Linked DNA regions of Homo sapiens: regions 2 and 3 are each linked to region 1. Evidence: chromatin contacts called from ENCODE Hi-C or POLR2A ChIA-PET data. All regions are on one chromosome and are shown on one strand. The core of a region is the stretch at or near the end of the contact, and the rest is flanking DNA. Distances in the headings are between cores, read along the strand shown.

Region 1 (3,686 bases), core at 1,101-3,600:
TCACATTATAAGAGCAGTGAAGCCCATGGCCTTTGGTTAGAGGAATGGTGTATGGGATAATGTGATAGGTCTATTATTATTATTATTATTTTGTATAAATTTGGAAGTACAAGTACAGTTTTGATGCATTGATATGTTGCATAGTGGTTGAAATCTGGGCTTTTAGTGTTAACCATCACCGGAATAGTATAATAGGTCTATAATTAATAGGGAATAGTGCTTGCAGCAAAACCAAATCCCATTCCAGAATGTGGAACTAATGTAGGGAAGCAAACTATTGGCTGATCCATGACAAAAGGGAGTCTAAAGTAATTGACATTCCTGCTTCTAGGTATTTGGCTGGTCCCCTTGAAGGAGAATGCCTCGTAAGGACCTTAGAACTTGTCGCCATTGCTGTAACGTTGACTTTTCAGGAGTGGCAGTAGCCACTGGAATAGAGAGTCTCCCCTGCCGTTTCCTTGGCAAATCATGTTATTTTCCAGGCTAAAACTCCACTTTCCCTAGCACTTGGAAGAAAGTCCAAACTCCTTCTATGGTCTACAAGGCACTGAAAGTTCAAGACCTTAATTTCCCTCCAATTTCAATGACTGTCATTCTTCCTTTGCACTGTTTCCTGATGCCCTAGCCACACTAATACCCCAGCACAGCAAGTACTCAGCATATCTTGTTCCCTCTGACTGGAACACTCTACATACATTCTTCCCACTCCCATCCCTTTTAGAAATTGGCTGAGATGTTACCTCCTAAAAGTCCTCTCCCCACCACCACACAGACATTACTTTCTAACCCAGCTTCTTGTTCACTTTCTTTATTAAACCTGACCCAACTATAATCACTATCCCTTGAAAAATAAATTAGTACAGAAATGAAAACAAACTCCATCATTCTACGGAGCTTTCAAATGCTCGAATATGTTTCTGAACACTCAGAGGGGAAAGCAAAAAATCAAGAGGCATCCTTGGAGATCTCGTAAATAATAAAATACCTAAATGGTTGCCTACTGTCAAAACCCCAAGAATTCAGCCCACGTCTTCTCTTTTAAAAAGGCAGTGGCATTTTCATTTTTTTCATCTGATTCCCACCAATCAGAGGCCAGGTACCCATGAACCCGGCTCGGCGTGGTCTTTTAATAATTAAATCAGGGCTGCCATTGACCTCAACTAACGCCAGGGGCTTCTGACTGCAGCCGAGCTCTGGTGGAAAGGCCGATGCCGGCCTGAGAGTGGGAAACGTGGGGCCGGGAGCCGGGGGCTTCCGCGCGGCGTGGCGTGGCGTGGCGTGGCGTGGCGCCCTCAGGGCCGTTACGCGATTTTCGCTCCCGCGGGCAGCGCCTCTCAGGCCACTCCCGAGGGACCCCGAGGACGCACTCGGGCCCCAGGGCGACGGTTCAAACGGGCCATTGTGCGCCCCCGGGGTCCCCCGGCCCCTGCAGGGCTACTTGGGCGCAGAGCCGCGGAGGGTCTCCGTTCCTAGAGGTCCTCCTATCCCGGGCTGCCTGAGTCCTCGCCAGCATCCGCCCTCTCCCACTCCCATCCTTCCTGGATCCGCCTCTCGGTTCCCGAGGGACAGTCCCGACCGCAAACCCACGTAGAGTAAGGAATGTGGGACAGGCGACAGAAGTGGCATACGGTCCTGCGTTATCCCTCCGTCTCGCCACACCTTGTGTCTCCATCTCTCCCCACTTCCTTCCCTCCGTCTGTCATCTGTCATCCCCGGTCGCTCTAAGACCAGGATTCCAATTCGCCTAGTGAGGAATCTCACTAGGGGAATTTATCGCGACATCATAAATTAACGGGTTCATTTTGACTGAAAAAGCGAAGGACTTTTTTCAGGCAGAAAACAAGTCTCGTCTGGACGGTAAGGACTAGCTTTAGCAATTATATAATGGGGGGTGGGGAGGACCTTTTGTATAAATTTAATGAGCTGATGAGAAAGTTCTACGGTTTTGACAAAAAAGTCCACCTAAATATTCGACTGTATGCCAGAAATTACTACACGTTTAGATATCAACTAAAAATATACAAAGGATACACGGTGTTTTCAGAACCCTTTCAAGCGGTTCTTAAACAAAAAAGTCTAGTCCGATGCCCATTAGCGCCGCCCCCATCCCACCTCTTACCTCCCACCGAGCCCAGCGGGTGGGCAGGAGGGGCCTGATTTGGGGACCAGGAAGGAGGAAGGAAGGGTGGGGGCGGGGGACGGGGAAAGTGACGGGAGCAGTGAGAGCCGGAAATGAGTGGCTAGCGAGGCACCCAGGAGCGCCCTGTCCGGCGGCGCTCTAGCCCTCGCGCACTGTCTCTATGCTCCCCAGCGTCTAGTCTATTTATTGTCGCGGGGAAGCTGCGGCCGCCTCGCACCCGGAACAACAAAGCAAGGAAGACGGAGTCCGAGCCTCGGGGGCTCCTAGCAACGGGCCGGGGCGGGAGTTCCATGGAGACTGGGGAGCGCGCCCGTCTCATCCTCATCCTTGTCCTCCAGCTTCTCCTTCGCATCCGACGCAACCGGCAGCAGCGCTGCCGCCGCGTCCTCAGCCACCGCTCCCTCTTCCCACGGTAACCCCCTAGGCGACCCTGGGCACAGGGAGCGCGGGCGGCTGAGCGGCCTGAGCACCGGGTGCGGGGCGTCTGGGCGCGGGGTGGGCATGTGCGGAGCCCGGGCCAGACTTGGGGTGGGATGTGTGGGGGCGGGCGACTGGAGGGCAGCCGCTGAGGTGGGGGAAACCGGTCCGGTGGCCGAGGGAGGGCTCAGTTCTGAAGAGGACCGGGCGATATTTGGGGATCTCTTTAGGGATAACGGGTTGGGGGTGGGGCGTCCGTACCTGGGAGCGTTACCGAGCCTGGTGTAGGATAAGAAAAGAAGGGTTATCTTTCGTTTAAGCCACCACTGGGAAAGACGGGGAAAAGAGATTCCTCATCTGTCTCGGAGCCATCACCCAGGGGAAGAGGGACCGTGCAAAGATGCTAGGGGTCCGTTGCTTCTCAGAAAACTTACAGCGGCTTCTCTAATAGCTCCCAAAAAGCGGCTTCGTCGGTTTCTGATTCTGGCAATGCCGGCAGCCTCGCTTTATTTTATTATTATTTTTGACCAAAATTAGGATTGATGGAGAAGGATCTAGAACTGAAGAAGAGAAAATGAATTGTGGGTAGGGCTAAGCAGGGATGAGAGTCGGGATAAGTGATAAAAATAGCCAATAAAAGCCCTAAAAGTAAATCTAATAGGGCATGAGGGCTTAAAAAGAAAATCTCTCCTGCCGAGATGTGCATCTGCAGGCTCTGTCAATGTGCTCATTGCAATAAGACTCAAACTGCAGTCAATCCACATCTGTGAGCTCTCTGACTGCATCTGTCACCTGCAGTTCCAAAGCGACACTGGCAGTAAGTGCATGAGCTTCTGTATTTAGGGTTTAGAACAGTGCCTTAAAACTGTGACTTAAGAAAAGGGAGCAGGTTTGCGTGTGTGTGTGTAAGCAATGTGGATTCTCTGGGAAAATATAAAAAGAGACATAAGAAGGTTCAGCCATCCTGGCATAATTTCGCAGTCTCTTTGAGAAAATGGCAGTTCCTTCCTATTGAGAAGTGACTGTTAGCACTATCTGGTTGAAAGGATTATTCACAGTTTGGTATGCCCAGTGAAATATCAGTTTATGTTACCTCTTTAGTCTTACATCACAAGCTGCTTAATGGTTT
Region 2 (3,859 bases), core at 1-2,500, 6.6 Mb before region 1:
GTTTCAATGCCATGCTTCTTCACAGGCTGGCTTCCCTTCCTGGAATGTTAATCATTGCAGGAATCCCAGCTGATTATACAGTCGCCTTTCAGGCCAGAACCCAATAAAAAATCAAGAAAGGATCGCCCGTTCTATTACTGCGCTGCTCCCTCCCCTCGTAGATTTCACAAATATACTTCTCACCACAAGCTTGTCTGTTCCAAGAGAATGCTAGCTCTTCTAAAGAAGGAGCCCTTTGTTTTCCTTGCCCTTGTCCAGTTCCTCTGCATACCTCTAGCACCTAGAGCAACAACTGCTATACAGGAGCCCAGATGTGGAACAGAGCAAAGAACTGAGTGTTGATTTAATGTTGCCTGAAGTCCTTAACAGCACCTTCAACCTAAACTTAACTGTGTTTTTAATCCCCTACACGTGTAATCCCTGTATGTGTGCGCAGCGTTAAAAGGATTATTGTAGCTCAAAAATTCTCCAATGAAAGAACCTCTACCAGAAAGGAGTTGCTCATCTTTCGTTCTTGAAAAGTTGGCTGCACGATACAAGTAAGAAAAGTTTTAGTTAGGCAAGACAACTTATACATAAAAGACAATTATAGGGAACATTACCTAACTTAGCACAGGGCCTCGAATGTATTCCGAAATTAAATCAGCATGTAGAAAGCAAGCCTCCTCATGCTTTTTAAAGTGTAATCTCGCGACCTCGCGGCGCGCTCTGGGAAGACCGATTCATCTCTTCCCCTCGCCCTCTTTCCCCGGCCGGCGCACAGCCGGCCCGTGGCGCTCGGCACCGCGTCTCCACGTCCAGCGCGGGGCAGGCCTGCGCGGCGCTTGCAAGGGACAAGCCGCGGAGCCGGGGAGGCTCGCCGTCTGGGACACGTTTGGAGAAGCGAGCGGTACAGTCCATTCCACGGCGACATTTTAGGATTCTCCCACTGACAACACTAAACTGAAGCGCTAAGACCAACCCTTACGACCACTTACCGTCGCAGGCCACGGTGGTGACTTCCTTTTCCGCTCCCCTACACACGCTTTTCCGTTTTGCGTGCCTTTGTTTCCGCTCCCCCCGGGACCATCGTGCGCCCCTGTCCTCCGTTCTTGTAGGTCCTCTCCTCTTCTCCGCGTCTTCTCTTTTACTATCCCACGCTCTCCTTTCCTTTCTCCGGGAACTTTATCCCGTTCCCCTGCCGGTTCCCGTGACCCCGGAAATCCCGCTCCTGCCGCGAGGCGCCCTCCGCTTCGCGCTCCCTCGTGTCACGAGGGAGCCAGGGTGGGCGGTCTCCTATTGTACTTGGCTTTTGAATTTTCGCTTTTGCAGCACAAAGGTAGGGCTGGGAAAGGAGGCTGCCGAACCGTGCTTGTTTTCGCTCAGATAAACGTGAGAAAAAGTGGAGGTGAGGAAGCCAGTGTAGGCAAATAGCGAGAGGGGAGAAGACAGAAAGGTACCGAAGGTCGACCTTTTTTAGGTATCTTATCCAAGTTATTGAGGGGAATGGGTATTTAGCCAGTTTTTTGTTTGTTTGTTTTTATCCGAATATCCAGTGTGTGTCTTGAATGTGTGAATGTGACGTGTTTATAAAGCTCAGTAAGCTTAAAATTCCGTGCCAATACATTTTGTATGCCGCAGACAGGAAGTGCTTTGGAAGACCCTTGAAAGGGGAGGTGATTTTACACCAATATTGAGATCATTTTGTCAGAGTCGTGGGACTAAAGGTAGACCTTAGGTAGTCGATGTCAAAGATAAGCGCAGCTGGACGTTAAAGCGGTGAAAACATTCAGTTAACTACTGACAGGAAAGAGCTGAGCTCTATTTCGATTCGTGCAGAGATCATCTGGGCATTTTTAAAGGGACGTTTTAAAAGGAGAAAGGGGATATGCGGGCGCTCAGTAGAGAAAGTGAACCTACAGAGTTGTTAGTGTAAATGTGATTAGGCCAGCTGTGTGTTTGTGTGTGCGCGCGTTTTAACAGTTACCGCAGGATTCTATCCTCCTACGGAGGATTTTATCCTTCTCGATTACATTTCAAAGGAATGACTCTCTGGTCCTTGAGAGAGAACTTCTGAGTGGCAAGAAATAAGTCTTTACAATTGCAAGCCCTTTAGTAAACGTTCTAAGAAAGGGATGTCAGAGACCTATCATCAGTTGTGTGCTGGTTACATCACGTAGTTAAGCTTTCTGAGGCAGTCGCCCTGGGCACAGGGCCTTATGCTGCTAAAGCTTGCTAGAGTTTGGTCAAGTCTCTGAACGCAGGGGTTTAGATGGGATGGTCATGTTCCTGGAGTTCTGCAGTGGTCATAGGTATGATTTGAATAAGTACAGGGAATATTCTAGTCGGAGGAACAGAATGTGCCAACGCGCCGAACAGGGAGGATAGTTTTACGATACGGAGATGTGTATGATAGGGAATAAGTGGGAGCCCAGTTTGGACTAATTGGAAGAAGTCATTATTAGAAGTACTGTATTTAATTCTAGTTTGTTATAAAATGAGACTCCAAGATCACTGAGCCATTTCACTGAGACTCCAAGATCACCCCAATGCTAGGCTAATCTCCATGGCGCCTAGATCTATGCCCACTCCATTCCCCATGTTGGTCCCCATAGTTTCAGGCACCAGGCTCCAACACCAGGTTGGGCCCTACAGCCCCAGTCTCCAGGTTGGCACCAGTGGATATAGGCTTTAGGTCCACTGACTGCTGGTCCCTACAGCCCCAGGTTCCAGTGAACCCAGGTTCCAGGCCTGCTCCAACAAACCCAAGGTCCAGGTCTACCCCAGTAGACCCTGGCACCAGAACTACCCCAGAGGGCCTAGCCTACAGGCTACCACCCACAAACCCAGCCTCCATGATGGCCTCTGAAGAATCAGGCTTTAGGTCTTCCCCAGCACCAGACTAGACTGCTAGACTGATGTTCCACTTTTGTCCCCATGGACCCAGGCACCAGGCCCATCTGAGAGGTTTCTTCAGTTTTATTTTTCAGTAATAACTTTCATTCTTCTTTCTCAGTGATAACTGTAGTACTCAGTGGGCTTTCTATTTCTGGCTCCCATTTTCCATCTTTCTTTTTAACACTTTGGGAAAATATCCAAGTTAAACTCTATATAGTGGGGTAGGTGGACAATGAAAGATAAGTAAATACATAATATGTATAATCAACGGAGTGAAAAGACAGCCTGCAGAATGGGAGAAAATATTTGCAAACTATATATCTGACAAAGGGTTAATATCCAGAGTATATGAAGAAGTCAACTCAATAGCCAAAAAAAAAAAAAAAAAAATCCAATTTAAAAATGAGCAAAAGGCCTGAATGGACATTTCTCAAAAGAAAACATGATGATGACTAACAAATATATGAAAAAATGCTCAGCCAGGCACAGTGACTCACACCTGTAATCCCACACCTTGGGAGGCCAAGCAGGTGGATTGCTTGAGCCCAGAAGTTCAAGACCAGCCATGGGCAACATGGCAGAACCCTGTCTCTACAAAAAATCACAATTGGCTGGGCAATGTGGCATACACCTATAGTCCTAGCTACTCAGGAGCCTGAGGTGGGAGGATCACTGGAGCCCAGGAGCTTGAGGCTGCAGTGAGCCATGATCACACCACTGCATTCCAGCCAGGGTGACAGAGCAAGACTCTCAAAAACAAATACATACATTTTTAAAAAATTAAAAATAAATAAAAATAATCATAGGGGAAATGCAAATCAAAACCACAATGAGATATCACCTCATACCTGTTAGAATGGCTATTATCAAAAAGACAAAAAATAACATGCCCATGCATATGTGGAGAGAAATACTTATACACTGTTGGTAAGAATGTAAATTACTGGCCAGATGCAGTGGCTCACGCCTGTAATCCCAGCAC
Region 3 (4,046 bases), core at 148-2,647, 7.5 Mb after region 1:
TGGCTACTGATGGCTTATCATGCATTTTTTTAATGGAAAATGTCTTTCCTCCAGAACTTTAAAATTTGGAAATATTCATATACTAATATATTTTATGTAATAATATTAGAAGAGGAAGAACCTATATTCACATATTAATTATCATTTTTCTCACAAAGAAATAGAGATAAACCAAGACTAAGACATGGTCCCAAGATCACACAGCAATTAAGATTCAGTCCTTATTTACTATTCATTTCATTCTCTGAAACTGCAATTATATTTGCTTTCAAAGAATGTTCCAGAAAAATATAAGTGTAGAAAAAGAATAATATAGACATTAATTTCACTAAATAATATAAGCATTTTTTTTTTCTTTTTCTATCAGCTGAAAGCAGCCTAGGAGTGTTAATCCTCTTGGTGTTTCTCAACCAGACTCTTTTGCATGATAAAACAATTTTACTCTCATTGGTCTATTCTAGCATTTAAGTTAATTTTCCAACCATCTAAATTCCAAGTGTGCACCATAGAGGTTGAGCTTTTCTATCCATCTGCTACACCAATACCGTCCAGTCTATGCCAATGATTGAAGGGTATAAAAAAAGGGCCGTGTGGTCGTTTCAGTTTTGTTTTGTTTTGCAATGCAGACGCACTTGGAGCAGCAGGTCAATGAATTCTGGGAACTGCATCTTTTTGACACATGAGACCTTTGCAGAATGAATCAAAGTTAAATCCCATGAATAAATGCTAGTGTTTAATAATCATTCCGTTTATGGAAGCTTTATTGTGAATTCATAAAAGCAAGGACAATATTTCCTTGCAAGTCCACAAATCACCATCATAAGCAAGGCAATCGTGAATAAACTGAGCTGGACTGCATAGCCTCTTTGGCAGTTGCTAGTATTTAAATATGGATGGGAGAAGCAAAGACTAGGAGAAGTTGTCCTAAAGCAAGCAAATGACAGCTCCCACAAATAAAGGGAAAAATGTTAAAACAATAAACAAAAGAGAAACAATTACTTGCTCATTACAAACATGTCATATTGCATTCTTTATTTTGATTGTGGAAAATTAGCCATTGACTACCAGGAACAATTGATTTTCCTTCACAGCTGTTTTCTAATTACATCTGAACACTGAAAATTCTAGTGCAGCCATTCAGCTGTACAAAGAGAATTTTCTTTTATTATTTTTGCTATTGCTGCAAGCTCTGCCCAGAAGCATGACTATAGTTAGATGATCTGTACTGTATATATGTGGTGTTTGTATTAAAAGCCATGCTTTTCAGGGATGTTATAAGAACTCAAATATTTTAAATTACATAGGGCAGAACTTGGTGTACAAGCTGTTTTGCCCAGATGCTATTACGTAGCTTTCTCTTTCTTTTTGCCATCAAAACAAGGAAGAAGATAATGAAGATAGCTTAAATCGGTACATCCGTTTCTTAGTCACTGCATAGTCGTCAATTGGATCTATTTTTGTCATTGTGGCTTCTGATGAGTGTTTTGGCACAGTCTTACTGGGAGGGTGGAGGGTGATGGGCAGTTTCCTGTCAGTTAATTCTGTGGGTAAATTCTAAGCAAAGAGCATGGAGATTATTAACAGGCAGGATTCCAAGGTTTCAGAGAAGCAATTGAAATTTTTGGATGCTTCTCTTCAAACGCTTTAGAATTTTCCTCAAAATGATTTCAGTTTTAAAATATGGCCAGAAATATGAAACTTGCCCTTGGGAGTTTTCTAGGACTTGCGGTTAGTGAGTTCTGGAAAAATAGTTAAGATACTTCCTTCAGAGTTTAGGGTCTCTGATTAATCTTTACCATAATTTAGGTGAAATCAGCTCAGCAATGTTAACAATTCAGCAAAAATAAAGTGAAACCTTAAAATGTTTTTTTTCCAATGGAAAAAAAAACACAACATTTCAAGCCTGGGTTATTAAAGCAAAAACTGGGAGCTCTTATTTATTTACTTATTTATTTTAATTTTTTTAATTTATTTTTATTTTTTGTAGAGACAGGGTCTCACTATGTTGCCCAGGCTGGTCTACCACTCCTGGCTTCAAGCGATCATCCTTCCTCGGCCTCCCACAATTCTGGGATTACATACGTGAGCCACCACACCCGGCCAGCTCTTTGTTGCCATTTATTAAATATTTGCCCTCTTTAGAGGTAACTTTAATCAGGTATCTGTTCACTGGATGGCAATTTTTTAAGTCTTTGATCAAAACTCTAACCTCTGTAGTTCCTGTAGTAACGCAGTGTAACTTGAAATTTGCCATTTTACTTGGAAGGCTCAAAGATTCCTCAATGGCCCATCTTATTTTAGTATTTCCTTTGCCAAGATTAAGATTGAGGTGATGATTGTTTAATTAAATTAAATTTGGCTTGAGGCTGTCTCGGTACCGTAGGTCCCTACATAACAAACTACAATTTAACTAAACAAACTGAAAGCCTAATTTAGGAGTATATATTGTAACAAATTGCTAGGTCTCAGCCAGTCACAGCCGACTAGCTTCAGCCAATCACAGGCTGCCAATTGATCAGACCATGTCCAAACAAGTAAAAAATGCTAAGCTGTAACCAACCAGTTTCTGTACCTTACTTTCATTTTCTGTCCATATGTACTGCCTACCTACTTTGCAGAAGTGAGATCTCTGAACCACTCTGCTGGCTCTTGAGAGCTACTGGATTCCCAAATAATTCTCTGCTTCATTAAACTCCTTTAAATTTGTCTAAAGATTTCCTTTTAATACATTTCATCTCATTTTTATTTTTCTAAATTTTGATAACTTTCATTGACTTTTATCATAAAAATCAAGTCTAATACAAAATAAAACAATATAAAAATAAATGTATTGAAATTATATCAATTTTATTTCCTGACATATTTTCTTGATTTATATCATTACAAAAGATAAAAACTATCAGCATGGAGTTTTGAAACCATAAAAAATTTTTTTGAAAGAATGAGGAAAAGCAGCAAGAACTTTGGGTGTGATGGAGGTATGTGGTTAATTTAATAGGACTGATTTTTTTTTTAATTCTGGGATTTTTCTCACATAACCATATAATCTATTTGAAAACCAGATATTTACTAGAAGAGAGTGGCAAATATCCACTACTGAATAGATAAGAGTTTAGACATTAAAACTGAAAGCACTCTTAAGTATTTTACATGTAAAGAGGTTTAAGACACAGAACTAGTGGCCAATAAAACTGCTGAGAGGTGGCAAAATGACAGTCAGAAAAGCTGCTTTCAAGATATTTTTAAGTGAAGGAATCTCAGGAAGCCATTAACAATTATTTTAGTTGCCTACCACACCTAAGAAGATGATTCTCAGGAAGATCTCCAAAATCAATGGGCAAAAACCCATGTCTGCCATTTGTCAAAGCCCACACATTTATCCTCAGCCATGGCATGAGAACAATGGCTTCTGCTCTTCTACAACACCAAGAAATTTTCTCTTATCACTTAGATACAACTGAACCCCAATGGCAATGAAGCTTGTTTCCAGTCTTTATGTCCCTGTGAAATAAGAAACAACTTACAAATTTAGAGATGATAATACAGCAACAATATCTGAAAGAACTACACTTGAACACAAGAATTCAAACCCTAAAAGTAATAAAGTAATACCAATAATGATGTTATTTCACATACAGCTGTTCAATTGGATAATCACTGAATTGTCCTTACCGTTTAATTTATTTTTCTCCAGACTTACTCTATATGAACTATTCAACAATAGCAACAAAATAAATCAATAAATAATAAACAAGAGAGGTGAAGAATAATATCATGTGATTGATTTTTCTCTTCTTGAGAGCTTGTTTGGAAGTTCTAGCAGGGAAGCCCATCTACTCACGTGCCCTTGACTGAAGATGGGTCCTTCTCCATCGCGGATGGTCATCCTCTTTTACCGAGCACACAGCTTTGGAAGGAACGCATATGGAGTGGTGAGGAAGGAAGGGAACACCTGTCTAGTCAACCAGATCTGCTGCACCAACCCTGGCAATCAAATGGTTGATAGATGTTGCTCTTAGATTGCCCTCATATCCATAATTTTTCTC

Evidence for each region. Hi-C counts contacts between places; a loop is a spot of excess contacts on that map. ChIA-PET counts read pairs that join two places held with the same protein, here RNA polymerase II (POLR2A). Pooled maps may share reads with other maps.
Region 2: a loop to region 1 is called in a map of B cell, with 19 times the contacts of the local background. The contact joins the promoter of ECHDC1 here to the promoter of TBPL1 in region 1. A Hi-C loop is called at or near these places in 2 of 168 maps with a recorded cell type or tissue (B cell and naive thymus-derived CD4-positive, alpha-beta T cell) and 6 of 50 pooled maps.
Region 3: a map of B cell shows a loop between it and region 1 (27-fold over the local background). The contact joins the enhancer-like site here to the promoter of TBPL1 in region 1. A Hi-C loop is called at or near these places in 1 of 168 maps with a recorded cell type or tissue (B cell) and 5 of 50 pooled maps. POLR2A ChIA-PET finds 5 or more read pairs at or near these places in 2 of 52 experiments (OCI-LY7 and T-cell).

What each region holds. Positions count from the first base shown.
Region 1 is chr6:133,950,874-133,954,559 of GRCh38, forward strand. It overlaps TBPL1 (TATA-box binding protein like 1), which reads left to right and starts at 2,351. Exons shown (of 7, transcript NM_004865.4): 1 at 2,351-2,552. LOC128092253 (umcharacterized LOC128092253) reads left to right here and starts at 2,431. Exons shown (of 2, transcript NM_001414965.1): 1 at 2,431-2,552. The coding sequence starts at 2,431. RefSeq lists a silencer at 1,349-1,458.
Region 2 is chr6:127,342,359-127,346,217 of GRCh38, forward strand. ECHDC1 (ethylmalonyl-CoA decarboxylase 1) reads right to left here and starts at 1,251. Exons shown (of 6, transcript NM_001002030.2): 1 at 978-1,251. RefSeq lists enhancers at 536-1,409, 2,284-3,157.
Region 3 is chr6:141,482,379-141,486,424 of GRCh38, forward strand. It overlaps the pseudogene RN7SKP106. Among named protein-coding and RNA genes, the nearest start is that of GJE1, 650 kb to the right of the region's middle. RefSeq lists an enhancer at 1,244-1,383. Within about 2 kb of position 1,398, at least 16 of the 41 ENCODE cell types and tissues checked have a DNase peak (open chromatin) inside an H3K27ac peak, as active enhancers do; they include B cell and OCI-LY7, where a contact is called at or near this core.